Linked DNA regions of Mus musculus: region 2 is linked to region 1. The links are chromatin loops, found by intact Hi-C in ENCODE. Cell type or tissue: gastrocnemius. All regions are shown on one strand. Links, peaks and the distances in the headings refer to the core of each region. The heading gives the core; the rest is flanking DNA. Region 1 overlaps Kdm6a (lysine (K)-specific demethylase 6A). Region 2 overlaps Dipk2b (divergent protein kinase domain 2B).

Region 1 (15,604 bases), core at 2,659-10,658:
TATGTATCTGTAACCAGAGCATTTTGTGGGGCAGAGACAGGTAAATCATGAGAGCTTGCTGGCCAATCAGTCAAAAACAGCAACCTTCAAGTCAACAGGAGACCCTGTCTCAAAGCAGTAAGACTTGAGATCTTAATGTGTGCAAAATACACACCTACTTGGAATTTATATATAGCACTTGTATTTTTAAATCTTGGATGAACTATAGTCTTTTCAGATGAAAACTTCTGATGCATTAGTATTATGGATTCACTTACTCTGTCCCCCTTCTCTTTTAAAGTAAGTATATTGTACTTGTGCATTCTTGAAGGAAAGTATATTTTAGAGTATTGCTCTATATTAAACATACCTTTTAAAATGCTATTCTTAGTTATGAATTGTGTGTGTGTGTGTGGGGGGGGGGGAGTGACATATGTGAGTACATATGCTTGTGGAGTCCCAAAGAAGACATTGGATCTCCTGGACATGGATGGAGTTTTAGGCTTGTAAGCTGCTTGACATTGAGTGTTAGAAATGAAACCTGGGTCCTCTGGAAGAGCAATACATGCTGTTAACCAATGACCAATCTCTCCAACCCATTAAATTTATCTCTGGTCTTACACACAGTTATGAATATCTTCTTTGAGACAGGACATATGTAACCATATTATGTACAAAAAGAGATAATATGTAATTATCTTACTACCTGTATGTATACCATAATATATTGGGGAGAAAAACATTCAGGGAGACTGGGGAGATGTTTTAATGGATGAATATTTGCAGTACAAGCAAGAGAATCTGCATTTGAATCCTTTGCATTCACGCAGACACATGCTGTATCTAGTTGGTCTCAAGGTCAGAGATCAGTCTACCTCAGCCTCCCAAGTGCTGGGATTAAAGGCGTGTACCACCACTATCTAGCTAATTATCTTATAATATTAGTCCTTATGTTCATTAGTAATCAATCTTTCTGCCTGTTGGTATTAAAATGTTTAGTCATTTAAAAAAATAGGCCATACATCGTTGGTTTGACTAGAGCGGTTCCATTTCATAGCAGTTGTCCAACCCAACTATTAACAGTGCTCTTTTAGTCTGAAGGTTTAGGTTCTATCAGATATGGCCAACTTAATTTTAGGTTATTAAGTTTAAAGATATCTTGAGCTTGGTAAAGAAAAATTCAAACAGGATAAGTCCTTAATACTAACACAATGGTAGACTAAGGATTAAGCAATTCCTAGTTCTCTAATAAGAAGTACAATTTGGAATGGGACTGCAAAGAGATATTTTGGCTTCCGCATTAAGTAACCTACAACCCTTAATGCAAATTATATGATCTCCATTTGCCTGAATTTACTTGTATGTAAAGATGAGGTCAAACCAGGGCTAAATGGAAGGAAATATCATTTCCTTCAAATCTTTCTATCATGTAAGTCCATGACAGAAATACTGAAGTCATGACAATGTCAATTCTCATTTTCTTGTTCAATTTTTTTTTTTAAACAAAACATCATACGCTTAGGTAGCAGCCATATATGACACACACACACACACAGGTCAGCGATCAACTTGAAGGAATGTTCTCTTCCCACCATGTTGAGTTCTGGTGATCAAACACTTATGGCAAGTGCTCTTCCGTCATCCACATCTCACCAGCCCTACATACGGTTTTATAGGTGATTTGCTAGTCACCAAGGAGTAGCAACTTAAATTTCTTATCTGGAGTTCCTAGAAAGACCAAAACCAATCCACGTCTCTCAAAACTAATACCTTTCTCAGTAATCACGTTATTTCACTGAAGTAGCTCTGGCAAATATCACCAACAATCAAATGGCAACTCAAAGCCAGCTGGCTAATCCTTTTCTTTGAGGCATGGAATAGTTTTTTTTGTTTGTTTGTTTTTCAAAAAGTTCTAGCCTAACTCTAGTTACCTTAAGTTTTATGCTCCTTTGTATCCTGTCTTTTATGTGTTGATATTTGTATTGGGTATTTAACCAACCTGTTTTTTCATCTGACAGTCCCTGTATTATCTTTTGGGTCTTTAGCACCACCTCAAAGAACATTCAGCTATACTTGTGGTCCAGGTTACACCTTAATTTCAGACATCCAATTGCTACTTTTACAGTTAAATCTAGTGCCTCCAGAACTTCTCACATGTTATCACCTATTCTGGCTAAGAAGTACCCTTGTTTACATGAAAAAATATCTACTTGGTCTTACAGATTTGGTCTTTAAAATTTGAAGTTCAAGCCTGCATCATCTCTTCCTTCTGAAATATCAAGTTGCAATGCAGAGAAGATGAAAAGGGCAATAAAGCTAGGTATGGTAGTATAAGCTTGTAATCTCCGTGTTCAGGAGGCTGAGGGATATGAGTTCAAAGTCAATATAAGAAACACAGTGTACAAAACTAATAAACAGGCAGGAAGAGCACTGTAAACTCAATGTTCTTTAGCTTAAATCTAATAGATGGTTTCACATTAACTACAAATGCAAACATTCCATATGGCAAGAAAAGCTTTCCAGTGTTGAGTCTTTAGCTCTTTTCAAACTGTCTTTTGCCATTCCTTCAACCTCAGCCACATTTGGAATTCCCAAATCAGCTTGTCCTGTTAGGTATGATGATGCTGAAATGCATGCCCCAATGTCACTCCTGCTAGTTGATCTCTAAGCTCCCAGGATATATATATATATCCCTTCCTAGATGTATATAAAAAGGCTAGAAAGCAGGAATCACATTTTACTCATGTGTGTGATAAATATGTAGAATAAATGAAATTCCACATAATTTTATGGCATGGCATATATGTAGCCTTCCCATCAGACACACAATAAAAATAGTATTTCATATCTAGAAGACACCTCATTTCACTTAAGCTGCTACATTATTTGGTCCTTAATTTTGATTAGTCAATTACTAGTACTTTGAAAGGTCCTAATTATCAGTTCATTGTTTTGTAAATGTGACTTTGGTTTTATTTTAAAATGTAAACTTAGAATTTTGTATTAACTTAAATAATAGGTTAGGCAAATCAAATTGCAATACTGATACTCATTAAAAGTAACTTTTAATCAGTGCCAATGAGAAAAGAATTTTGTTGGCACTTGGATCAACATGTGCTTTGTTATTTATATATTATGTATGAAATGAGCTTCTTTCTCAATGCATATACTATGATGCAAATTTGTTTCATTATTAAGACATCTGGATATTGCATATTTAATGGACTTACCTATGTAAACAGTAAAGAAAACAAAACTATCTTCTAAAACTTGAAAAATGCAAATCATAAAGACTGTTAGTTGAAGTAAAGCTGTTTACAAAGACCTTCACTCATCTATTTAAGAATAATATTGACTTGACCTCTACTTCCTATCTCCATATTTCTATTTTTACTTATTCAAAGACTAAGTTCCTAAGCAAGAACTAATCTTGATATATTTATTCAAACTTGGATTACATAAATTTCTCTTATATAGATGTAAGACAACACATTCATCTTGACAAAACTTTACCTTAACATAGTCACTCAAAAGATATGTCAGTAAGACTAGAACAAAAAACTAGAACAAAGTAAGAACAGTTAGGTGTAGTTTTGTTCCTTTAAGGTTGGCTTAGAATTTTTATTCACAAAAGCCTTACTTCCTTATTTCATTCTGTTGGACTTTCTTGATAGCTTATTTTTACAAATTAACCATTTAAAATATTTGTAGTTAAACAGCTGAATCAGTATTTGGATAAATGATTTGGAATAATTGCTTCCTGAAATAATAAGAAATGAATGCCAATAGACATTCAATGTTTACTAAGTTATTAACCAACTGAATAAAATATCTCTATACTTTCAGTCCTTGAAATACTCCTAAGACATACTCTAAAAAATATCTGAAAAGATAATATATTCACCACAATGGTCCAGCAGGTAAGACTAGATATGAACCAACCAACCCAGCCACCCACTCTTTACTTACAGCATTCTCTATTCTTCTTCCCTAATTTGGTGGAAAATTCTTAAGAACTATATTCTAAAATAAAAATGTGTCCCAAAGTACTTAAGAAAATGGTACAAATGGAAGGTGCCATTATTTAAAAAAAAAAAAAAAAAAAAAAAAAGAAGGAAAAAAATCCTAGCATTAACTAGCGGTAATCTGTGAATGGTAACATAATCCCACTCCACTGTCATGCATGCAGAAAGGCATGATATTTCAAAATTGCCTAACATTAAAAAATAAGCCTCTTAAATTAATTTGTATTCTAAAACACGGCCCTTCATCCTGGAAATTTTTTCCTCATAAAAAATGATGAGTCATGTATAGGATTTGAAAAGCCTGTATTAAAACTCCCTTTAAAGTTTTAAGTTCAATCACTATGTTTTCTATTATACTACATTTGGCAGATTTTTTTTGTCTGTAATTGCAGTAGTTGCAATTTAACAATAAACCAGTCTGACATTTTAGGTCTTGAAGATACATACCATATATATTTCTTTAAAAATAATCATACTTTTTGTGAGCAATACTTTACAGTAGACACCTCAAAAATCTACCATAGATGTGAAACTTAAAACAAGAAAAATTCAAATTCTAAATCTTTATACATATATCTAGATTTCTATATATATTATATATACAGACATAAGTATATATAAAATATATATAATCAGATTTGAAAAGTGAACAAAAATTGGGCACTGTACATAAATTCTTTTTAAAACTCAAACAATAGAAAACTCTTTAAACATTAAACAATTTTAATAAAAGTTTCTGTACAAGGCTAAGCAGTTTTATTTACACATAGAAAATGTAATAGGAGTAGTGTTTGAAATTACAGAACTCCTTAAAATTTCAATGGCAGGTAAATCTGGAAAAAATAACAGCATTCCATTCACAAATATTTTCAGGCAATAAATATGTATTTATAAATAGTGTAAATTTACATCAAGATTAGAAACAAAAAAAATCACAATTCTGAAGTTTATTTCTTAGTCTATGTGCAATCCATTATCTTTGTGACGTTGCTGTTAATTATTTTTTTTAAATGTTTTATTTGGGAACCAAAATTATAACGATCATAGTTTCAAAACAAGACAGAAATTCATAAAAGCAGTAAAAAAAGTTTCTTACTTAACTTTTCACATTAAAAAAAAAAAGGTGACCAAAGAAAGACTAAATATTGCTAACTACCTTACAAAGAAATGACCAGCTAGGCTAGTTATTTTCCCCCCCGAATAAAATTCTGAAAGGGAAAAGATAGGTGAAAACAAATTCATTAGCCCAGAAATCGAGAAATATAAAAGAGGTTGTCTTCAAGTCAGTAGTCTTTATGATGTTGCCAGTTTTGTCAGATATATACAAAACGTGGTAATTATTATTCTTTTTTTTTTCTCTGAAGTTCAGCTAATTAGCTTTACGAGAGTCCTGGCATAGGAGCAGTACTCTCCCGTCCAGTTGGTTGACACTCCACACTTGGAAGGTTGCATAGACACAGTTTTCAGCCAGCAGCCTTACGAGATAGCTACAAATAGCAGTGGTGCAGAACTGGGTTACTTTCTGAATAGCAGAAAAGGTCTCATGTTTAATGTCCATGGAACAATATCAAGATGAGGCGGATGGTAATGGAGGAGCCTGGAAATAAAAGCAAGGCAGACTATTTTGGTATGCTCATTTGTTAGTTGTGCTCCTTGATTCACAGCTGCAAATATATATGTTGCTTTATGAAACTGGCGGAAATTATTCTCTGTTAAAGTTCAACAGCCTTGTTACACAACGAAACAGTACAATTTCCCTTAAGATCTCCCACCTGGCCACCTTTTGTAAGAATCTTTTGTATGTTTTACTATGCCTCCTAAATCTTTTAGAATATTATTTAGTTTACCACTTTTTATATATTGCTTTCATTGACAGGGCTTTACAAAATCAATTTATCAAATTATTTACAATATTACTAGTGACTGCCTTCAGTAATCTAAGGCTGGTAATACTTTTTTTTTGGGGGGGGGGATAAATTCCAGGTGATTTTCTTTTTTTCTTGAAGCAATCTTGAACACCATCCAAATGAAAATACCAGGAGCTAAACTTCAAAAGCTAGGTTTTGATTACATGTATGTGGAAAGTATTGGAAGAAAAAAAAATTCATAAATTATGTCTGTAGTTCTAGTCAGATCTGTTTTGAGTGAAATGCTTCCTGTATCTGCTGCTTACAATGAAAAACTTTGTGATTTGTGAGTACACTTAAAATTCATAAGGTTATACCACATGCAAGGAAGTTAAACACTCCTCAAATACTCCCACGAGATTAAAACATCTGCCAGTACACAATTTTAAACAAATTCAATTAGCCCTAAAAGCAGAAGTATATTTCAAAGCACACTCACACTGCTTTATTTTGTAGACACTATTTAAGCAAACATTTCACCAGCCAAGATGAAACAATATGAAAATCATGATAGCATTGTAAATCATACAGTTTTAACCATTATTTTTAGGCTGGTCTCTCCAAGAAGCAAGGCAAAAGTGATATGTCAATTTTATAGGAATAAGTACTTGGAGAAGGTGGTAAAAGAAATATAAATATACTCTCATGAAGTATCTTGATAAGCAAAAAGAAAATCTACATATTTCATTACCTCCTATTTATCAGGTAGCAGAGCAAACACTACTGCCTCCCAACTGATCTAATGTACTCACATGTTGATTTCACTTACTAATGTAAATTGGTCATAGACTTGCATCAGATCCTCCATTTTGTACTGTTCTAGCACCACAAAATTTTCCAGATTCCCACTTGTTTTTCGTGCACAATCTTGGCAATGTACTATGTAGGTTTTTCGAGAATTACTCTCATTAGTGACAAAAAGCAGATCAAAAACCTCCACCTGTTTTACACAAATGAAAAATGGGGTCAACAGATATGATAATGTTTATTGTACTGCTTCTATGTTATAGTCTTCTACTTTAAAAAAAAACTGTACAGTTAAAAGATGGGGGTGGGGGAGCAAGCAGGAGTGTGAGACTGAGACTGAAAATGTTTATACTGCACCAAACCTCAAGACATGAGAGCAATCATATTTAGGTGAATGAAAGAAATTAATGGTATAACCATGACAATTCTAATAGAACTTAATTAAAAATTTTACTAAATACCAGTTTATTTTTCTTTTAAATCAAAACATTAGTATACAATTTGTCAAGTGATCACTATTTTCTTTGCATGTTTCCTTGACAGAATCCATCACAGGCAACCGTATAGACTGAACTCTTTGAATACAAAGACTGTGTTCATATTTGCACTGCCAGAGCATGTCATAGTACCTAGTGCTTACTAAAACTTCAAAATACACCTGTGAAATGAATGAATATACTGATTATTTTATAGATGAAGAAACTGGCAAGTAACAGTAAGTATTTGTTATAAGCTTCATGTTAAAAGTAAGAGTTTTTGAAACATTAGAAATAATATATCTGTCTTAAAATAACCTTGTGTACGACTCATCCTCAGATATTTTTTCAAGGTATAAGACACATTTACTTCCTCATTAATTTCCTCTGACTACCTTATACACCACTAAAATGCTAAATGAAGTAAATAATTTAAAATTAAAGTCAACAACAGAATTAGCAAAGTTCAAAGTTTGGAATAGATCATCAATGCCCCCATCTGTAATTTATCCTTAAACTTCTTCAAAGATAGGAAATTATCAATGAGAATGAGCCAATTCAAGATTCCAGAGTTTACCATATTTCTCATTATCCTTAATGGGCAATGACATGAGCCTAAAGAATGGAGCTAGAAAATCTGTCAGTATTCTTCAACTTGTCCCTCAATTCTACCTTTTAATAAGTTACCTAATGGTTTTTATCTTATAGATCAGTGTTTTTCAACCTGTGGGTTGTGACCCCTTTGGGAGTTGAATAACCCTTTCACAAGGGCTGCCTAAGACCATCAGAAAACACAGATATACATTACAATTTATAACTAGCAAAATTACAGTTATGAAATAGTAATGAAAATAATTTTAAGGTTGGAGGTCACCACAACATGAGGAACCATATTCCTTATTAGTCCTCACAGCATTAGGAAGGCTGAGAAATACTTTACTTTAAAATTTCTATACCATTTTAACAATCCATTGCCATATTTTTAGTCTAGCATATGTGGCAAAGGAATTATCTATTATAGGAATTAGCTATGATGTATCTTATTTTCTCTATTCTTTCCGTTTTTCTGTCTGAAACAGATACTGTCTTTGTTGACTTCTCAAATGTTTCTGGTGGATTCAATGACTTTGGAATAAACATCACATTATTTGACAGCTTCATGATACATCAAAAGCTACATGTCACCTAGATTTTATGAGAAGAATCTGTAACTGTCAGTATTATAGCCACATGGGACTAGCTAACCTTTCTTCTAAAGGTATTCAATTTCTCTACTCATGGTATTTCTGACAGTCAACCTGTATTCTCACTATAGTTTGTATATAACCTTCTGAAACCACACTCATCCTTCAAGAAAGGGATAAAGCTATGGATTTGCTGTTGTTTTCCTAAGTTCTTACTGCCAATAACAGAAAGGAAAACTAAACTACATCAATTATTCCTCTCTGCATTTTTGTACTAAGGCCACCTTCATATTCATTATAATCCCAATGTACATTACTTATTAGTTGACTGTAAAATAGATTTCAAGTTTCTCAGACCAGGTATAACTTTGTTGTCGTTTCCCTTGCAAGCCTTAGCCACAGCAGAAGACTGACACGTCAAATGTGAACTCCACCAGAGAACTGGACACCAAAGCCCACTAGGCTATACCAAACTCAACCCAGTTTATTGGCATCTGTGTACATCTAGATTGTTCCTAACCTACAATCTCCTAACTTTCCTTGTTGGTTAATGATCAAACAGCCAAACGACTCTATAGTGGATACTGTTAAGGTAAACAACTAAGGAGATATAACACCATTAAACATTAATATCTGATGAGAAAATATTAAAACTATATATAATGCTAATCAAAGTAAAATGCACTACAAAAAAAAAGACTAAAAAACAAAACTTTTTATAAACAATTGTGGGCAAAAATGACTTACCTCACAAATACTACAATAATGAGCTGGTTCTTCTTTTGTCCGCCCGTGCCATATGATCTCTTTTCCTGCAGCAATTAGAGCTTCCCTCAATGTCTGACATTGCTTCAGCGTTCTCAGAAGACAATACCTAATATAGGAGAAAATTACTCATTACTAGCAGCCAAATACTACATATTTTTCACCTAAGAGATATACCAATTAGAAATAATGCCAAGAGATTTGCTTCTAACATCCATTTTTCTTTTGTTGTATGTCTTCTGCTCTCCACTCCCAGATTATTTTTGGAATCTGCTAAAGATGGTGTATAATTCACTATATATTTGAAAATTTGAAAATGGACTCAAACTGTGGCAATTAATCAATCCCATCTCAGACTACCAACTGCTGAGATAAATAGGTGTGAGCTACCATGCTCAGTTCATTTGTCAAATTTTTAGATATTATCAGATTTAAAAAAAATAGAACAAGGACTAGAGAGATGGCTCAGTGGTTAAGAGCACTGACTGCTTTTCTGGAGACCCTGAATTCAATTCCCAGCAACTGCATGGTGGCTCACAACCATCTGTAATAGGACCTGATGCCCTCTTCTGGTGTGTCTTAAGACAGCTGCTGTATACTCATGAATTTAAAAAAAAAAAAAAAAAAAAGAACAAATGATCAACAGCTCCAAGGATGACAATGTCAAGTCATTTATAGTTGAAATTGGTATCTGGATATATATATATATAATATTCTTAATATATAAAACTCTCCTTGTTTGAGTTACTAATGTGGGTTCTTATCCGGCCAAATCAATTAACCTCTCCAAGAGTCATCTTCCCCACCCTTAAAGTCAGGGGTTGAAATACTAGATATGAATACTTATGATTCTACATAGGCAGAAAGGCACATCATCTCTAGTCACACTACCTAAACACTTATTAACATCATCATCTCTGTACTTGCTTTTTTTACTTCCACGAGCACAGAAAAATTTATAAATTCATTAACTACAAGATACAAAAACCTGGTTTACTGATTGCAGAAGAGACAGGTATTTCTTCATTCTAACTTAAGATGACATAGTATAATCCATTTATAGTAACACGACTCAACTTTTGTTGTAATTTATGCCTTTTGTAATTCTTAAAATTTGTGCTGATTTTCCTAGTTGGTTCTCATTACTTGGCACTGCTAAATTCTTACTCTCCTGTAAATCTTAGCGCTCAGGTTTTCCATTAGAACTGAGTGGCTGACCTAGATTACTCTTTTAAGCAATTTGAAAGAAAGGGTTTATCAACTGAGTATCATCTTGACAGCAAAAGTCTTATCTATTATTCTATTTGCTATGTCACTGCCATATGCAGTAGGTGTTCAATTGTTCTTGATTGTCAAACAATTAAAATTCAAGATAATAGTATATTTATCTTCAACTTACCCATAAATATTAATCCTTGGGAGGTATGACTTAATTAATACATACATAACACAACCTAACTATAAGCTTACTAAATAGATAACAATGTCAACTTTAGTATTGCAGGCTTTCTTTAAAGATCATATTCCAAGAAATTCACTGAATTTTGTTTTTAAAATTTTGTATGTTTAATTTATTAAAAAAAAAAAACAAAACAAAACTAATGCTTTAGGCTATGGTTATATGTCAAACCTAAAACAGTTGTCAGAGAGTAAGGATATACATGTATATATTTAGAGTACCAAATAAACTAGCAACTAAAAACTTTTATCACAGCAAAATTTAAGACCATGCCTTTGGCTTCTGCTGTCTTCTCTCCTTGTGTCCCATACAGTCCTACTGAGAAATGAAATAATTCAGAGAAGAATGGGGAAATACTAAAAAGTCAATCTTCTGCCATAGAATAATTTATACCTTTATTCTTTTTAAAACAATAGTGGGCTATTTGGAAGGGAAAAGTAGTTGTAACAAGCAGAATCTCATATTTTGCTAGACTTCTGGATCATCTTGTTTTAATGTAATTCTATATAATGTAACATAATTCTAAGGGGAGGGGGGAGTGCTTAACAGTCATCCTGCCCCTTAAGAGTTTAGTACAATTTTAGAAAGTACTTACTTAATCATTTCAAAAAGCTTTGGATCTGAAACCTTGATATTTCGTGCCATATTCCAGGAAAGATGAACCATGGGTACTATTGACTTTACATTTTGCAACTTGTTCCATTCATAACGTTCCACTGCTAACTTATACTGACAGGCTGAGGAGAAAAACAAATCACAAACCAAAACCATGAAAAGATGTGAAGATAAACATTATTACCTCATGAAAATCTCAAGTCACTAAAACTATATATATATATATATACACACACACACACAAACACACATATATGTATGTATGTATTAATTGTTATTTTTATTATTATTTTTTGAAACAGGGTTTCTCTGTGTAGACTTGGCTGTACTGGAACTCACTCTGTAAACCAGGCTGGCCTTGAACTTACAGATCTACCTGCTTCTACCTCTCAAATGTTGAGATTAAAGGCATGTGCCACTACCACCCTGCTTACAAAAATTTTTGTTTTGTGATAATTATGGTAATAGCATCAGTAGTAATCATATAGAGAGTGCTTCCTATGTGTATAACTAACTTTTATCCATTATCTCATTTAATTCTTAAAATTTCCTTACTGGTTTTACTATCATCACTAGATGAAAAAAATCAAGGACTAGAAAAATTAAGTAACTTGCCCAAGCTTATAAAGCTAAGTCCTGGTTCAAATTCAGGTCTTCCTGGCTACAAATGCCAAATTCTTAACTTTAAGGCATACTACCTAAGGGTAGGCACAAACTGTTTTACATACAACTTAATATAGAAGAAAAACCTATAAGAATGCATTTGTAATTATTTATTCTTCTCCCTTAAGAGTTCCCTTTATAAAACAAAATTGAGGACTCTAAAAAGTAATTACAAGTACATTTTCCACGTATAAAAAACTATATAAACTTTTAAGTCTTTCATTTGTTAAGGATCTAGGGCTTTGGACTTTCAATAGTTAGCTAACATTTAACTTTTATACTAAAAAGGAGACATTCCTTATTTTAAAAAAAGACATTTACTTATTTATTTACTTTAGGTTAAATCCTTTTCCAAGTATATTCTTTTAAAATACCTGTAAGTGGACCAACATTCCAAGCAATATTGTTGCACCAGCCAATAGCTTGAACCCAATGAACAGTGCCAGCATTTATCCAGACCAGATCTCCAGGTCGCTGAATAAACCTATACACTGGAACATTTGCTTCATATAGATCTTCAAGGTTGGGCCACCAAGAACCCATTAAGAAATTCAAATTATTTCTGAAATAAGAAGAACAGAACAAATCAGTCAAGGACTCTAATAAATTCTTTATATATATATATATATATATATAAAAGTTTTTTTTAATGATAATTCATTTTAATAAAACTTAACTGTTAACAAAAACTGCTACATGTATGTAAAGAGTGAAATTAAAGTTAAGTACAGGAATATATCTAAAGACAGCTGAAATTCCTTTCTCTACAATCCAAGGGGAATCTGTAGCTACTTTTAAAATAGCACATACTTTTATTCTAATTTCATTTCACTAAGGTCCCTCCCTACTTTTAAACACCAAACCCTTCTATTCTTGCAGTACCTTGAAATCACTAAATGACAGAGGATGAAGATAAATTCACTTAAATTCATAAACAAGGACACTATGTACCAGAAAACCCACACAAGAAAGAGTCTCTCCTGCTGCTTTGAGTCAGGAAAAGGGGAATAAGTTGTCAACTTCTAAATGGTTTTGAAGATCAGCTAATTAAAACTATGCACTTGAAAACCAACTTGTATATATCATGCATAATAGCCATGACCACCACTATGACCACCACTTTGGAAACATTCTATAGATCCTATTACTAATTTACTTTAATATTTTACTGGTTATTCATAATATATGTTGGAAAAATTATATAGTAACTTTTCCTATAAAAGAAATTTATACACTTTAATAACCACTTCAAATTTCATATTTTGGGGAAAGAAGAACTTATATAGTGGAAGTATTTGCTTAAAATCTAAGAAGTAACCTTTACTTTATAACTTGGGGTAAAGTATATGACAAAGTACATATTAAGTCGTAACACAAAACTATGACCCTGCTGACAGTTTTTATCAACAAATGTTATTAGAAGATAGACATTACCATTTATTTACATATGATCAATGACTGTTTTTTGTTATAACACAATTGTGACAGAAACCATACAATCTGCAAACCATCTATTATCCAAGATTATATGGGAAAAACCTTTGACCTAAAATAGAACTTCAGTATCTCTCTTTTTCCCTTTTTCTTCCAAATCAATCATCAATCAATCAATCAATCGGGGCTGGCAAGACAGCTCAGCTAGTAACAAATACCTGCTATTTAATTCAGGGCTGGCAAGATGGCTAGGTTGGTAAAAGTATCTGCCACCAAGCCTGAGGAACTTAGATCCCTGGGCCCTACATGGTAAAAGGAGAAAAGAGGCCCTACGCACCCTTAATCCTGTGTTTTCATGTTTGTTCTCTTATCTCTCTAAACAAACAAATAAAAACTTTGTAAACTGCTAGGCAACTCTCTGAAACTCTAGAACACATTGCTAATGACACTCTAAGTGCCAAGGGGATAGGACTGGCTAGATGTTTGTGATAAGGGTATGCAAATAAAGCTCTCTATAAAACAAAAATGGTTATTAGCACATATCCTAGCACTATTTCAACCTTGTGCTACCATCATAAAAGTAAACAGGCAGCAACCTTAATTAATCAATAGAACTAATAGTCTACAAATTATGGTATAAAGTAGAGGAAGTTACTTCATCAATACATTTGAATCTGTAAAATTCTGAATCTGGTTTCCTTGAATTGAATTAAACAAATGTTAGTGAAGAATTATAAGGTGATTATTTCTCTTACTTACATGAAAAGACATTTTGGGTCCTTAATTTTTTTTCAATTATGATATGTGTCATAATTACCCAAATATTTACAGCAAGGATTTTTAAAGCAAACTAAGAAATTACATGTTAGTATAAAAAATGTCTATAGTTTGTCTTCAAATTTCATATATACACATTTGCAGTAACTTCCCTCCTCCTACATTTAACTGAGATGGGGACAAATATCACATGCTAATTTATGCTTTTAATTCTTAATTCATAATTTTCTAATTTTATTAGTAAATGAAAATATCAGGAGCTTATACAATTGAGTACTTTATAGAAAAAAAGAACACAGTTCTATCTAGAGACATTTAATTTAAATCAAAATTTAAAAATCCGAAGTACTCTTTACCATGAGACATAACCCAAATAAAGGAAGGCTATTTCTAGAATCGAAAAAAAAAGATTCAGCATGCACTTTCTTTGATTAGCAAAACAAAATCTGAAGGAGTTAATTAAATTTTATAAAAAGCCTTTAGAAGAAAAATTGTCACTTTTAAGAAAAATTTATACCATGATATGGCAAAGATTATTATATTCAAGTTTTAGTTATTCCTAACAATAAGCATGTTCAATTACAGAATTTCTTCCACTTTCTAAAATATTTTTAGAAATTTTCTTAGAATACATGCCTTCTAAATAAGTATTTGAATGTATATTTAAAAAAAATGAAAAAAATAACTAGAATTTTCTAAATTTACGTCTATTAGTATATTTCATAGAACAGTTTCAGGATACCTTTACTATAAGTTTTCTAGTAACATAAAATTATAGGTTTGGAATAATTCAATTTAACATAAGATTTCCACTAAATTGTAACCAAAAGCTGACTATGTATCCACATTAGGGTATCCAGTTTAGTAAGCTGTCCTTTGTAGATACTGTTTCCTAGTAATTATATTTAAAGAAAATTTAGTATGGGAACCTACTTTTCACAGAAGTCATTCAAAACACCCCAGTAGCCTTCAGGAACAACAAACCATTCACAGTCACCTGGGCCAATATTTATATTAACTGAACAGAAGTTGTTATTTTCTTGATGACCTAAAGGTGAAAAAAGAAATCAACATATAATTAATTCTATAGAAAATGTGTCCTTAAACATGAAACCTTTAAAATGTTAATAGAATATGTTAAAGATTCAGTTCTTTTGCCTTTTGTGTTGAGTCTGGTTTCATGATTGTGTTTGGTGAACTACTCCTAACTTATTAAGGACTAACATGGAAGCCAAAATAAAGTTTAGGCTTTGATAGGCTGCTTGGCTAAGATACAGCATCAACCCAAGCAAGTTATTAAAGCATTTTAAGCACACTCTCCTTATATATAAGAACAAATATTAACATTTGTATAAAAGTGCTATTTTGAAGATGAATGAAATAATAATTAGGATGGTGCCCAATAAGATATATTTGTTATAAATGTCATTACCTTTTTTTTTCATTGTGAATAAAGCCTGGGTTTTTGTTTGTTGTTGGTTGTTGTTTGGTTTTTGGTTTTTTTCCGAAACAGGGTTTCTCTGTATAGCCCTGGATGTCCTGGAACTCACTTTGTGGACAAGGCTGGCCTCAA
Region 2 (15,604 bases), core at 2,639-10,638, 160 kb before region 1:
TCAAAGGAAAAGAAATGATCAGAAAGGCTGTTGTCCCATTTCCCTGCTCTTCAGCTCTGCTGACTTCTGGCTCACAGGTTTGCCCTGTGCTTCCCGCAGGTTTGACAACTCACTGGCTTCCCACCTGGGACTGCCTCCTCAGGACTTGCATTCTTATGCTGCAAATTACTCAGATGACTCTAAAACCTGGCGCCCTGTGGAGATTTCTCAACTGGTCAGCAGGTACCAAATTGAGATCTCTGACAGGAGGATCTGTGCCTCTGTATCAGCACCAAAGACCTGCAGCATTGAGCGCATCCTTCAGAAAACAGGGAGGTTCCAGAAATGGCTGCAGGCCAAGCGCCTCACACCTGACCTGGTGCAGGTGAGTGTGGGCCACGGGTGGAATGAGGGGTGGCAAGAAATAGCCACTCATACATCACACCTCAAAACACAGAGGCTCTCAAACCTGTGGGTTGCCACTCCTTTGGGGACCCTTCCACAGGAATCACCACAGATGACTGGAAAACACAGACATTGCATTATGATTCATAACAGTAACAAAATTACAATTATGGAGTAGCATAAACATGCTACTTCATGAGGAACTATATGTTTTAAAGGGTCACAGCATTAGCTAGCAAGGTTGAGAACCACTGCTCTAACAAAAAGCAGGAGTATTGGTTTATCTAAAGTGACAAAACAATCATAAAACATCTTGGCTTGTGACAAGAAAAAGACTAATCAAAATTGGCTTATAATGCTCTGTTATATTGTCATCCACCACCCTCTTCTATGTGATCCTCGGTGGTTATTTGATAAAGAGTTCCTGGCTGTCATCTTTGAGCTGAAGATTGCCAAGCCCTTAGCAGCCCTTACCAGCCCACTCCTCTGACAAGCTTAAACTCAACTGCAATATTCCCCCTGGATGCCTTCACAAACCTCAGGTGAGCTGAGCTGCTCTCTATAGAAACTCCCATACAAAGGCCAGGCATGGTGGCATGTGACTGTAATCTCAGTAGTCAGGAAGTAAAAGCAGGAGTAGCATGCCACAAGTTGGAGGCCAGTTTGAACTACATAGTAAGACTATAACACACACACACACACACACACACACACACACACACACACACACACACAACGTTGGTTCTTCTCTGGTGCTTTAGGAATCCTGACTAGTATACGTGGAAACTGTCTTGAAATCATGTGTCAAGGAAAGTACCATCTGACACTTAAAGGTACCATCTGACACTGGATAAAGCTGAGTCTACCAAGGCTGTCCTTTTGCCCTAGCTTCTTGCTAACAAGTCAATAGTAAGATACACAGTCCCCCAAGGCAAGACTATTTTCACCTTGAAACTTAGAAACATTGCAAAAGAAGGAACTTCCTGGCATACAAGATGAATTCCAAAGTCTGTAGGGCTCTCTGCTACCACACCAGCCAGCAGAGTGATGATCCCATTCCAGGGAGTGATGAAAATAGTTCATTCAACACAACTAAGTAGCCAGTGTTGGTCCAAACTTCAGGACTCTGAACTCAAGACGTTTATTTAAGACATAGCTAAGCACAGCAAAATTTGGTGAATGGCTTCTTGGTGATATTAATAACTCAGTCCCATGTACACAAGACATGACTTCATTGATACTCTTTGTAAAGTACATGTGACCTCTTCCATAATTATAGATCCTATAGATTGACAAGCTCATGAGAAAAGCTCATGTCTCCACCATACAACGCAAAAGTCACCAGTCTTCTCCCAGCCTTCTGGATGGGAAACAGGTTATACATTTCTCTCTTTGGAGAGACAGCTCTGTGTGTTTAATAATTCCTGGTTCCCCTAGTGCTAATCAGTGAGCACAAGAACCTTCATTTCGGTGAGACACATGAGAATATGTTGAATTGAACTTTATTACGTCTATTCTGAGCTCCTGTTTCTAATATATTCAAATGTATTAAGCATTTTCAGAGTTTTCTGTTATCTTTTTCTTTGAACTATTTTTATTGTGGTCTTAAAGTAGACACCATGTGTTTTGCTTTTTGGTTTTTTTTTTTAAATAAAGTGTGTTTTTATATGAAAAAAAAAAGAACCTTCATTTCTCTCACAAAAGGCATTACAATGCAGCTAGATCTCTTAGGCTCTAGACTAGTGGTTCTTGGCCTTCCCAATGCTGTAAACCTTTAATGCAACTCCTTATGTTGTGATGGTCCCCAACCATAAAATTATTTCATTGTTACTTCATAACTGTAATTTTGCTACTGTTATAAATTATAATGTGAATATCTGATATGCAGGACAGCCTATAAGAGTCTCAACCCAGGTTGGAAAACACTGCTATAGACTAAGGTAAACTAGTCCCCTTGTGCCCTAGACACTTTCATAATAACAATAGATTAGGAATTATCTGTGAGTCCTGACAAGTTCAAAGCACCCTTCTGGTACATCTAGAGTCACCTGTTTTAGTGTATGTGGACACCAAGGGATAGGCTAGAGACCCATTGTGGTGGTTTGAATATGCTTGGCCCAGGGATCGGCACTATTCGGAGGTGTGGCCTAGTTGGAGGAAGTGTGTCACTGTGGGTGTTGGGCTTGGAGACCCTCCTAGGTGCCTGAAAGCCAGTCTTTTCTTAGCTATCTTTGGAACAAGAAGTAGAACTCTCAGCAACTCCAGCCCTACATCTGTCTGTATGCTGCTATGCTTTCTGCCTTGATGATAATGGACTGAACCTCAGAACCTGTAAGCCAGCCCCAATTAAATGTTGTCCTTCATAAGATCTCTTGGTCATAGTGTCTCTTCACAGCGATGAAAACCCTAAGACACCCATGGAACGTGAAAACTGTTCTTGAACTCAGATCTGTCACTATAAACTGAGGCAGAATGAAAAGAAACAGAATCTCAGGCAGAATTAGTGCTTCTGATTCTCATTCATACATTCAACAAGTTTCCACAACTGTGCTTTGGCTGTGGATTTGGAGATGAATCATGTGCAGCCTCCTCTCCCAGGAGCATTGGGCTTAGTGGTGGAGACAGAAAAGCCCACAAACTATCAACTCTTTCATGTGTATGAGGACAAGGGACAGACTACTGACTTGAATCTTTCATTCACTGACCTTGAGTTTAAGCCTTGGATTTACCTCACGCTGCTTTGACCTTCCTGCTGAAGAGTGAGGTAGGAAGAGGTGCTTCTGGATAAGCTCAAAGGCCCTCTAAGCTCTGCCATTCTTTTACTTCTGTGGCTCTGCTGTGTTCACTTCACAGATGGATGTGAAGTCTACTATCACTGGATTTACTCGTTTCAAAAATGGCAGTACATGCTCCCTGTTCTGCCTGATCCCTTCCTCCTAGTATGCTTAGAGATAGGAGATGCTTTCAAAGAAACCCATCACTGTAGAAGTATACATGGTGTTTTGGTAAAAAAGAAAAAAATGAGTCCCTTTCTTTTATTTATTGTGCAAATATTTTCTCCATCCATTTTTTTTTTCATTTTGCATTTGGCATGTATTTACAAGTTTCATTTCTTTCTGCCCAAAAAACATCTCTTACCAACACTAAGATAGCCCATACCATAAATATATTCACTTTTCTTTGTCCCTCCCCTAACCCATTTTTCATCCCCAGTAGACATTCTCCTTCCCTATAAAACAAAAGAAAAAAAAAACATCAAATGCCATTTTATAAATTTTGGACAAACCCCATAGTTTTTCTATTGACTAAGATCAAAGTCATCAGTATTCTTTTCTGACAGCTTCTTCTCCCTTTCTTGTCATACTTTCTTCCCAGAGATCCTTTTCATTTGGCATCTTCAACCTTGCCCTTAGATTTTTGCTGCTCTTTGCTGCTCCCAGATCTTATCTTATTATTACTCACATGCTTATTCTTTTCTTTTTTAGCAAAACTCAGTTTCAAATAGATTTATCAGTGGAGTTTAAAACTCTCACCCAGTGTAACCCAGGAAAATAATAACAACAAAAAGCATTTAACTGTCAGCACTTGAGGAAAACATTTGGATACAAAGCCAAGAGTGTAATTCTCTGGCATAACAATTACAGTGGTATTTTGTTAACTATTTCAGATGTTCTTAATGCTGCCAGCCTTCTGTATTAGTGGACTCCGTGTCATGTATTCAATCAACCACCAATCCAAAACAATCTGGGGTACTTACTTATAGTCCTAGCTACTTTGGATTATGAGGTGGAAGAACCCCTAAAATTCAAGAGTTCTAAACCAGTCTATGCAACCTAGTGAGAACCCACCTAAAAAGACTAAAATGAAAGTGACTCTCTTAACTGTAACTGTATTTTTCCTTTTTATCTTTACCTAAGCAACAAAGCATAATTATTTGCATATGGTGTAGGTTATTGTAAGTCATCTAGAAATGATTAAAATTTTGGAGTTCTGCCTAAACTCTACACAAATACCCCAACATGTTCTATAAAGGATGAAGTGTTGAGGATCGTGTACCCAAACCCACACCCATATATTCTTTCCAAAGAACTCAAATATAGCACCACAACCATCTCAAAAGCATTCTAAGCAAGCAGTGTCTATCCCTTATCTCATCTGGAACAAGCTGAGATCCCTGAGCCCTAGATTTAGTTGAACAACTCTGACCTCTTTTTCTGACAATCCATCAGGCATAGGGACTTATTTATGGTTGGGAAATCCTGCTTATACTTATGTGGAAGTTTTATGCACCAAATGGGAAGCTATTGTAGAATAGATGGGAACAAACTATACCTCATCTTTCGATGTACACCAAATAGCCCAGAGCCAGCTCAGACTACCAGCCAAGCCTGACATTCTGACAGTGTTTGACTTAAGCCTCCTACCCCAACCCCATTTTCTCAAGAGCTACTTTTTAACAGTGATCTAGACCAAATCCCTTAAGAGTGTGTGTGTGAGGGGGGAGAGGGGGAGGGAGAGAGAGAGAGAGAGAGAGAGAGAGAGAGAGAGAGAGAGAGAGAGAATGTACAATTGTGATTGTTGGTATGTGTTCAGGGAAAGTAGGAAAGTGCCATAATAAACTAACAACCCTTGTGCAGAGAGAGAACTGGAAAAGCAGAGAGGAGAGGAGAGGAGAAAACAAAGAAATAGAAGTAAATAGAAGGAGCACAGCAGCTGGCCATTGGGCCTTCGATCTGGACACTGTGTCTTCTTGTTTATTAATAAAGTCAGCATGGATGAACAGCCCAGTGGTCCTCATCAGAGGCAGAGTCTGGAGTCTGAGGCTCCCCTCCTTCAGGGCCAAGTCCAACTTTGTCATGTGAACACTCTTTGGAGCCACAGAATATCTACAACAGGGTCTGCCAAAGACGGTGGCAGAAGCAGTAATCAAGAGGAAGTTGAAAATCCAGGGCGTGTGTGGCTATGAAACCATGACTTTTCTACATTGTTCTGATGGAAATATCCCACAGCCTGAATTGCTAGTCCCCAAACAGAAGCACAGCCAAGAACACCACTCTTTTTTTTTTTTTTTTTTTTTTTCACAATACGCTTGTTTGCAAAACTACGAAGAAGGCTTCCCTGGTATTATGCCAAATGCAAAAAAAAGCAAGCACCCAAGCTAGCCAGTGGTTAGAAAGGGAAAAACACTTTCGCCCTATCATGTCTGCTTTCCATCCTCTCAAGAGCCATCTAATCGGTCTGGACATAATCCTAGGTGCAAATCAGGTTACCATCTCCAAGGAGAATGGGCGAGGAGCTTTTTGACCACTAGATGGCAATACAGAGTCTTCCAACAGCTTTGTTTAAACCCGGACAGCTGACAATTTTACTTCCTAGTTTCCATTTTTTCTTTGAACAGATAGATTCAGAAAAGAAGCAAATTCACCAAAATGCAGCTTAATCATTCAGTCAAAATACAGGCTTATATGTAACTGCTGAACAAGATAAATTCATTTTTGCTTAAATTTAATTCAACAATATCTAAGGATTTTTGTTTTGGGTTTTTTGTTTGTTTGTTTGTTTTGTTTTGTTTTGTTTTGTTTGACCATTTTATTAATTTATTTGATCAAATTCCTCAGAATCCCCTGGATCTGAAGGGTTTCTATTCATTTTACATCCGTTCTTTGCCTCCCACTCCTGATCACTCCCTCCTCTTTTCCTCTAAGCGAGTGGGGCCCCCTCATTATCCTCCACACCCCAGCACATCAAGTCTCTGTGAGGTTAGACTCATCCTCTCCTACTGAGGCCAGACAAGGCTGCCCAGCTTGAAGAACATATCCCACAGATATGCAACTGCTTTTGGGATAGCCCCTGCTCCAGTTTTTCAGGACCCACATGAAGACAAAGCTGCAAACCTGTTACACATGTGTGAGGAGGCCTAGGTTCAGCCTGTGTATGTTCTTTGATTGGTGGTTCAGTCTCTGAGAGCCCCTAGGGTCCAGGTTAGTTAACTTTGTTGATTTTCCTGTAGAGTTCCTATTCCCTTCGAGGTCTGCAATCCTTCCCCCGAGTCTTCCATGAGAATCCCCAAGCTCCATCCACTGTTTGGCTGTAGGTGTCTGCATCTGTCTGAGTCAGCTTCTAGGTGGAGCCTCTTAGAGGACAGCCATGCTAGACTCTGGTGTTTTACAGGACCTAGGAAGACACTGGAAGGGCATGAGTTTCCTGCACGCTAGAAGATGACATCTCAGTGTGGTGAGAGACTGTACTACCTACATTCTGATACCAGACAAGGAATGACAGTGTTTTCATGGAAATGCAATTTTATATTAGGTTCACAACTACTTTTCAGAATATAAATTTTTAATTTCTCACAAGCCACTACTAGCTCAAGAACCCTTCCACACCTTTCAACAGGTTTTTGTTTCTTTCTTTGTTTAAATGTTAGGGTGACTATATTGATGCTGAAAATTTAAAAAAAAAAAAAAGCTCACTACTGGCTGCATTATTTTCATACTTGTCTAACACTGGAATCAAAATTGAAAGGACTACATGACTACCCCAGCTGGATTGGGTACATCTGTAATTCCAGAATTTGGGAAGCTGGGGCAAGTGGAAAGCCCACCTGGGCTATAACAAAAACAAAGAAATGATTGTTAGTGAACAAGAAAAGTTAAGCAACCAAAAACGTCTTGCCAGTGTCACTTGAGACAGGTTTTTTTCTTCCGCACCCTTTGCTGAACAGTCTTTCAAATCAGAGCTCCATCAGAAGCACATGGTGACTACATCACGTGACCTTGCTTCTGGGAACCCTTGGAAGTAACCACTGTACTGTTTGTTGCCCAAGGGGTTTTGAAGGAGCACTGGAGAGATGCTATGGGATGGACTGAGTGTCTCCACAGTATCATTTCTCCTGCTAACCTTGGAATTGCTGAGAGCTGAAAGAACTAAGATTTTTTTTTTAATAATGGGATTTGTTTGGTGTTGGTATTATTGAGGCTTACGCAAATCACATTTGTGACACACTGTTCAGAATAGAACTGAGACCCTCTGGGGTGGTTTGAATAAAAATGGCCCCAATAAGTTCATGTTTGATACCTGGGTCCCCAGCTAGTAGAACTGTTTGAGAATGACTAGGAAGCTTGTTGGAGAAAGTATTTCACTGGGGGCAAAATGAGGTGATTTGAGGTTTCAAAAGACTGCTATCCCAGTCCTATCTCTATCTATCTATCTATCTATCTATCTATCTATCTATCTATCTATCTATCTATCTTGCTATCATAATCTATCTCTTTATTTTTATATCTCCATCTCCCTTACTCTCTCACATTGCCTCTCTCTGCTTTCTTCTTGCAGATCAAAAGGTAAGCTCTCAACTATTCCTGTTGCTATGCTTTTGCTTCACCAACAAGCACTCTAACCTTCTAAAATCATCAGCTCAAACCAAACACTTTTATAAGTTGCCTTGGTCATAGTGCCTTATCACAGCAAGAAAAAAGTAATTAAGACACTTGACCTACTAATTTCCAGGCCCTCACTGCATTGTAGATTCACAGGAGGTGGGGGGGATAGGTCACCTACTCAGTCCAATAAAATGACTCCTAATTCATTCTTCACAGACCTCATAAATGAAGACAAAACATGGTAAAATGTTTGCCTAGGCTTAACATAGACAAGTTTAAGCAGAAAAGGGAGGCAAAGTGGGCATAAGACAGGTCACCAGGGTACTCAGGCCTGCCCACATGGCACTCAAATGTAGACTAGAAGAGCCCCCCAACCAATGCATGACTAAAGTCTGAGCAGTTAAGACAGAACATGTAAGAGAGCCTTGTCTATAGAGAAGGGCTTTGAACTTTTCCAGCATTTACTTACACTTTAGTGAACCAAGCCCCCTCAAAAGACATTGAGCCATCCCCCATTTTTGCTATAAAATCCTTCCTTTGAGATCTCACTACCTCTATTCTGATGTATAGTAGCCCCTCCCCTTATTTGAAATTTCACTTTACAATTCCCACTACCTAAAGTCAACCATGGTTCAGAATATTAAATAAGAAATTCTGCTCTTTAAGCTCTCACCTTTCTTACTCTCATCTCTAGCCCTCCTTCTCTTTCTCCCTTCCCCCCCTTCTCTCCACATGACCATTGCTGGTCTCCCTCTTTTCTACCTTCTCTCTTTCTCCCTGCCTTTCTACAATAAAGCTCTAAAACCATAAAAAGAAAAAATAAATTCCAGAAACAAGCAATTCATAGCTTTGAAATAAGTATTACTATAGTATATTGCTATAATTATTATATTTTTATTTAATTGGCATCATGATGTCTCTCAAGCTGTCTCTATATGTGGTAGTTTGAATAGGTATGGCCCCATAGTCTCATCTTTTTGAATGCTTGGCTCATAGGTAGTGACACTATTAGGAGGTGTGACCTTGTTGGAGGAAGTGTGTCACTGTGGGGGTAGTGGACTTTGAGGTCTCCCATGCTAAAGCTATGCCCAATATGGTACATATTCTCTTTCTGCTAACTTTGGATCAAGATGTAGATCTTGGGTCCTCCAGCACCATGCCTGCTTGCATGCTGCTGCCATGGTTCCTGCCACGATAATAATGGACTAAACTTCTGAAACGGAATGCCAACCTCAATTAAATAGTTTCCTTTATAAGAGCTCCAATGGCCATGCTCTCTCTTCACAGCAGTAAAACCCTGACTAAGACATTATGTTTCCTTTCTTGTAAGATCCTGTTTCTTACTGAACCTAGACTTAACCACTTTAGCTAGGCTGGCTGACCATGAGGATCCACCTGTCTCTACTCTCCAACTTCCAAGTTATGGATGTACGCCACAATCCTAGGGTTTTATATGGATACTGAGGAGACAAATTCATGCTCTCATGCTTGCACAGAAAGTACTTTACTATCTGAACCAACTCCCTACCTAGCCCTACACTTACTGTATTTTAATATTAGTTATTGTTATACTTTACTGTGAATAATTTGTAAATTAAACTTTTTCAGAGTTCTTTGCATATGTGGAGAAAAATAATTAATTTGGAATTGCTTTATTTAGAATTGGTGCTATATATATTTTTTCTCATGTACAGAGTAGTGTAGAACAAATTACCTGCAGATAAGAAATGAATGTTTTTCCTGTAAATGTGACTTGGCTCTGAGGTCTCTGGACTGGCTATATCAGTATGTACGCTCACATAACATAAAGAAAACATAAGCTAAATATATAACTATAGATAATTTCTGTAAAGAAAGTCACATAGAAGAATAAATTATAGAACCAGCTTATATATTACATTTAAAAAGTGTTAATTAGGCCATAAAACTCTCAATAAATTTTTGGAACTAGAAATATTAAAGACTATTATGTCTAATTAAAATGCTGTAACATCAGACAAAAAAAATAAAAAAATAAAAAGACAAAAACACAGGGATTTAACAGCTTTATCTTTACAGCACGGAGCAAAGAACTGAAATTGTAATGTGGACAAAATAACAATGAGAAAAATTCCATATTACCACTATGTACATGATTTATTAGGCTTTGCCAGATCACTTCAGAGGAAAGTCAGAAATCAATGCAGAGGTGTGTCCTGATGTGGAAGAACAAAAGGATATAAAAATGAATGTTAGTTCAGCCAAAATCAGGGTAACTTACAGTAGACATAATTTTCCCAGCTGAGTTAATTCTCCTCTTTGAATATTATCTAGACTTCTGTGGAAGGCATGATTCATACACTTTTCACTTTTATGTTAAGAGGTAAATTTACTCCCAGTTTATATATGACAGCAGGCCTCAGAGCAAGATTAAAATAGGTTTCTAAGGCCAGTAAGATGGATCAGCTTGAAAAAGGATCTGCCAGCAAGTCTACCAGTCTGAATTCAATCCCAGGACCCCACATCCTAGGAGAAAACTGACTCTCACAAGCTGTCTTCTAACCTCCAAATAAGTGTCATGTGCTCCTTTCATACACACACTAACTAATTAATTGAAGACTTCGAGAGAGAAAGGAAGGGATTATTTGGGGTACACAGTTTTAGGGGATAGTCCGTCATGCTGAGGAAGGTATAGCTGCTGGAGTAGGAAGCAGCTCTATTTCTGTTTGTCATAATTATGTTCTTGAAGTAAACTTGAAACATCACCAGTTAAAGAAAGTAGCGTAAACACACACAAAAAATGATTGTCTACCTTACCATACAATGACAGGAAACACATTCCTTCAGAAAAAAACTATTTGGGGGTGGCAGAAGAAATCCCCTGAAAATTCACTGTTAGTCTGTCTTCTTGTAACTTTCATGATATAAATTATTTCTATTCACTTGCCCAAAATTCTCCCTCCAAAATGGTTGCATCTCTAAAAATCCACAGTTCTCTTTCTTATCTGCCCATGGACCTCACATTGAAGTATATTAATGTTAGCTTATATCTTAACTAAAAACTCTTCTCACTAGATTTTCATTTATAAGAACAGAACACTTAGCCCACAAAACTGATCCTAAATTAAATCTATTACTCTAGCCTCTCAGCTTAATCCTGACTCAAAAAAAGAATCATATTTATTTTTATCTTATATGTGTATACCACATGTGTGTTGTTGCCCACAGAAACCAGAGAGAGGTTTTTGATATGCTGGAATCTATATAGTTGTGAGCACTGAGAATGAAACCCAGGTCCTCTAGAAGAGCAACAAGTATCCTCCTCCTCCTCCTCCTCCTCCTCCTCCTCCTCCTCCTCCTCCTCCTCTTCTTCTTCTTCTTCTTCTTGGATTTTCGAGACAGGGTTTCTCTGTATAGCCCTGGCTGTCCTGGCACTCACTCTGTAGACCAGGCTGGCCTCAAACTCAGAAATCCGCCTGCCTCTGCCTCCCAAATGCCGGGATTAAAGGCATGTGCCACCACACCCAGTGCCAACAAGTATTCTTATCTGCTAAGATATCTCTCCAGCCTCTTGATTCTGATTCTTTCTCATAGGTACTATCATCCCAAGTACATATCATCTTCAGTTCTAATTAACAAAACATTAGTTATATACTATTGTTAATAAAGTTGTTACACAAGACAGGGCCAAAGGAAATGCCTTATTTTCCATGAAATTTTATTTATTAGCTTTTAGAGAAATCCAGTTAGCCAGTTATTATTAATTATCTTTGGGTTCGCAGCCAAAATCTTTAGTGTTAAAATAAGAATCACTGTTGAGTATCTCACTACATTCATGTATTCTATTTCTGAGATTAAAAAAATAATAATAAAATAGCCAGGTCAAAGAAGAAAGTCAGTCAGAATTTATTTGAATTCTCAGTGGTTCCATAATATCAAGTGTCATCCCAGAAGCTTCTACATCTTTTTTTAGGATATTTACCATGATCCAGGATGAGCCTATTAGTCACCAATTTCTCTAATGCACCCCTCCCTCCTTCTGAATACCAAAAACAAGCTTTTGGGTTATTTTCTGATCTCTATATTTACTGCCTATGGTTCAGAAATACTGTCTGCAAACTCTCTGCGGGCTTTTGTGCCAGGAAACTTGTTCAGAACAATACAAGCTTTTTTGGTGTAGCTGGCTTTTCATTCCTGCTCAGCCTACTATGTTCCACCCTTTTTCAGATCAAAGTCTCATCATCTGGCAAAGAAGACAGTCAAACTTTAAACAAAAGCAGAGATTCAATTTGTTGGCCACCAAAATTCTTCCTGTGACCCTATTCAACAAGCCTTTCCTTTTGTTTTTTAATAAAACCTCTGTACAATGTCAATTATTGAGGTTGTTTTAAGATTTGGTTAGTTGGTTGGTTGGTTGGCTGGGTAGTTGGTTGGTGGTTGGTTGGTTGGTTGGTTGTTTGGTTGGTTGGTTGGTTGATTAGTTGGTTGACTGGTTGGTTGATTGGGTGGTTGGCTGACTGGGTGGGTGGTTGGGTGGGTGGTTGGTTGGTTTGGTTTGGTTAAGACAAGTTCTTGCTATATATGTCAGGCTAGTCTTAAACTACTTTATTCTTCCTACTTCAGCCTCCTAAGTGCTAGAATTTCAGGTATGCATCACTATTCAGGGCAAATAGCTGTTTTTAAAGACTTCTAACTAAAGTATAAATAACATATACAAATACACAAATCTTAAGTATACTAGGTAAAATTTAACATGTGGGCTCACTCAGAGATACCACCCACAAGATACTGGATGTTTCAAGCACCTCAGAAGGCTTCTTCATGTCTCTTTCAAAAAATGTTCCTTGATAGGGTAACAAACCATCCCTATGTCCTGATAAATAGTTGATTTTTGGAATGAAAATACACTATCCTAGCAAACCTTACAATCCCAGCCAAACTGAAGCAGTAGCTTTTCCTGTCTCCCCCTCAAAGTGCTTACTATTCTGGACTGAGTCACCTTGGATGATTTTTGCACATTTTTGAACTCCATTTAAATGGAATAGTACAATGTTAGACTACTAGAATATCATCAAGTCATGGTATTTATTCATATTATTATGAGTATCAAAAGTTTATTTTCTTTTCCTAGAAGTGTAATACTTTATTTTTACTGATACAGGTTATATAGTCTGCTATTGATGAGCATTTAAGTTATATTTAGTTGGGGCTATTGTGACTTGGAATTGGTGCCAACATTGTTACACGTGCCTAGACTACAGTTGAACATCACAGTTGAACACAAATATGTTGAAGTGAATTTTCTGGGTCATAACATTATATATGGACAGAGTCTGAAAGGACTGCAAGTTTTCCTATTCTCAGTATGCAATATGTGCTTCTGCCTATATGCAATGGAAAAGAGAATACTAACTGCTGATTCCTATCTGCATCAATGCCACTTTTAATTTTGAACTTCAGTTATTTAGTGGGTGTCTAACAGTCTTTCACATGATCTCACTTGCATATTTCTGATGACTTATGATGTGGGGCCCTTTCTCATGTATTTATTGGCTTCTTTGACCTTTGAAAAGGTACTTACATGGATCCATTTTGTACAGTTTTCTGTTTGTTACTGATTTTCACAAGTTACATATTTATGTTTTGAATACAATTTCTTTATCAGATACATATATTCTAAATAACTTCTTTTTTGATGCAAAAGCAAGAGGTTTATTTTCTGATGCATCAGGGTCAGCCTTCAATTAGTCCCTCAAGGTGAGTGACTAGAAGGTGACCCCAAATGGCTATTACAAGCAGTTTTTATACTTTTTAGGGGTACAGGTTACATCAGCAAAGTTACAGTTCAAACTTACTGACTAAGCATATTGACCTTTAACTAGCAAGCATGACACACATTTGAATTCTACCTGGGACTTTCCAGAGGGTCAGTACATTCTGAGAATTTTTACTCAAGAATGTTCCTGTGGGTGGAGAATGGAACTTGGCCTAGCCTTGACCCCAGGGAGGAGAGGGAAGCTGTAAGGAGGATGTGGGACTGGAAAAAGCCCTTAGGGTCACTCATTCCGCCCTTTTTCTGATATGAGCTCTAATCCTGGAGTTACACTCAGGGGTCTTGCATAACTAACTCATATTCTTCAAGTCCTATCCTCAGGGTCTCATATTGTTAGTGCAGGACTATCAGCTGTACTGGTCCTATGCTCGCTTTTATGAAAGCCTTTTCACTTGTTTAGTACACAAGGTCCAAAGGTCAACAATAGTAGGAGAATAATTAGGGGTCCTAACAAGGTGAATATGAGAGTAGTTAACCAAGGGGAGGAGTTAAGATTTGAACCAGCCCTGAGTCTGTTCTCTTCCACTTGGCTAGCCCTTCTCTCACCTTGGCCATGGAATTCTTAACTAACCCAGAATGGCCTGCAGTATGTGCTTCCCGATGTTTCAGACCTCCCAGTAGCACAGAAAAAGTGGGTGGCTCACACACACTGATGGGCCTGCTACTGGTTCCTCACATCTTGCGGGCACTCGTTTATGGGGGTTTCTCTCAGGACACTCCTCAACTTCGGGTGTCCGCACCCTAAGCCCCACCCTCCAAGGTCACTTCTGAGACACAGTTTAGATTCACAAGTCCCTCTTCCCCCATCCCCCACATTCAGGTAATCCCTCCCCCTGTGTCTCTAGGGTAGAGATATCCCAGGAGTCAAGGCCTACCGCTACGTACAGGCAGGTACTGCTACCGTAAAGGCAGGTGTTCCTCTGTAGTGGACCAAGCTACACCCCCCCAAAAAAAAAACAAACAAACAAACAAAAAAAAGCGGCAGAAAGCACTTGCTAAGTCACTTTGGTAGGGTTGTGGAGAGTGCTAAGGCTCCTCTCCAGAAGGAAGATACACCATAGCCATCTCATGGTTTCTCTGGCCTTTCAGAAGTGTGGGTAATCTTGAGTTTGAGGGGGTTGCTCGGATGTCTGTTTGCTATCCAGTTGGCATAAAGTTCAGGTGCTGGTCTGACATGAGTTACATGAACCCAGGAAGTTACTCCATCCACTTTTTCAGAGGTCGGGGCGGTCAACACCAATAACAGCCCTTTCCACTTTGCTTCCAACTTTTCAGCATGATTCCTCTTAACATATACCCAATCTCCAACTTGATACCCACATATACAGGGCACTAAGTTTAAGCCACAATTCCTGGTGACTGATCTGGAAAGCTTGCAATCAAGCCGTAAGATCCTCATCTGCCTGAAAAGCCACTCTGGGGGATCAAGAGACAGGGTCAAGGGAGTGGGAGTCCCATACAGAATCTCAAAGGGAGTCAGGTTAAAACGGTAGGGGGTGTTCCTGGCTCGGAATAGGGCCAGGGGATAGAGCACCACCCAGTTAGTGCCAGTCTCCAAGGACAATTTAGTTAAGGTCTCTTTTAGGGTTCTGTTCAATATCTCTGCCGATTCCTGATTTACCTTAGAAACAAAAGCAGGACTGTTGTCTAATTCATTTACCTTGGGCACTCCAAACCTTGGGAAAATTTTCCTCTAATACATTCTTGGCTACCACAGTACCTATTTCCTGCTTGGTGGGGAAGGCCTCAACACGTCCAGAGAAAGTATCCACAAACACTAGAAGGTATTTGTAACCATGTTAACTTCTGTAAAATCAACCTCCCAATATACCCCAAGCTGTTCTCCCCTAGGCCTTTTGCTCTGTTTACTCTTGGCCACATAAGCATTCCCTTTCTGGCATACCTTACAGTGTTCTACTATCTCTCTGATCCAAAACCTGAGGTCCACTATGTATACTTTAGATCCCTTAACTGCTTGGATAAGCTTTTTATCCCCTAAATGAGTCCATCTGAGCATTTGGCCTAG

Evidence for each region. Hi-C counts contacts between places; a loop is a spot of excess contacts. Peaks named below come from ENCODE experiments on the same cell type or tissue, not always from the same donor. Only the 100,000 strongest peaks of a DNase experiment are listed, where the experiment ranks them.
Region 2: a loop joins it to region 1, with 6 times the contacts of the local background. A loop is called at or near these places in 8 of 42 quality-filtered maps.

The regions. Positions count from the first base shown.
Region 1 is chrX:18,268,623-18,284,226 of GRCm38, reverse strand. Kdm6a (lysine (K)-specific demethylase 6A) reads right to left here. Exons shown (of 29, transcript NM_001310444.1): 24 at 14,965-15,079; 25 at 12,195-12,382; 26 at 11,138-11,279; 27 at 9,066-9,192; 28 at 6,681-6,851; 29 at 4,291-5,601. The coding sequence ends at 5,572. Among named protein-coding and RNA genes, the nearest start is that of Kdm6a, 110 kb to the right of the region's middle. In gastrocnemius, for the core only: no CTCF peak of the experiment used is centred there; no DNase peak of the experiment used is centred there; H3K4me3 peaks cover 561 bases; H3K27ac peaks cover 1,327 bases.
Region 2 is chrX:18,432,338-18,447,941 of GRCm38, reverse strand. Dipk2b (divergent protein kinase domain 2B) reads left to right here. Exons shown (of 5, transcript NM_175228.4): 2 at 100-364. Among named protein-coding and RNA genes, the nearest start is that of Dipk2b, 21 kb to the left of the region's middle. In gastrocnemius, for the core only: a CTCF peak has its summit at 5,694 (motif pointing right); a DNase peak (open chromatin) is centred at 5,678; H3K27ac peaks cover 558 bases.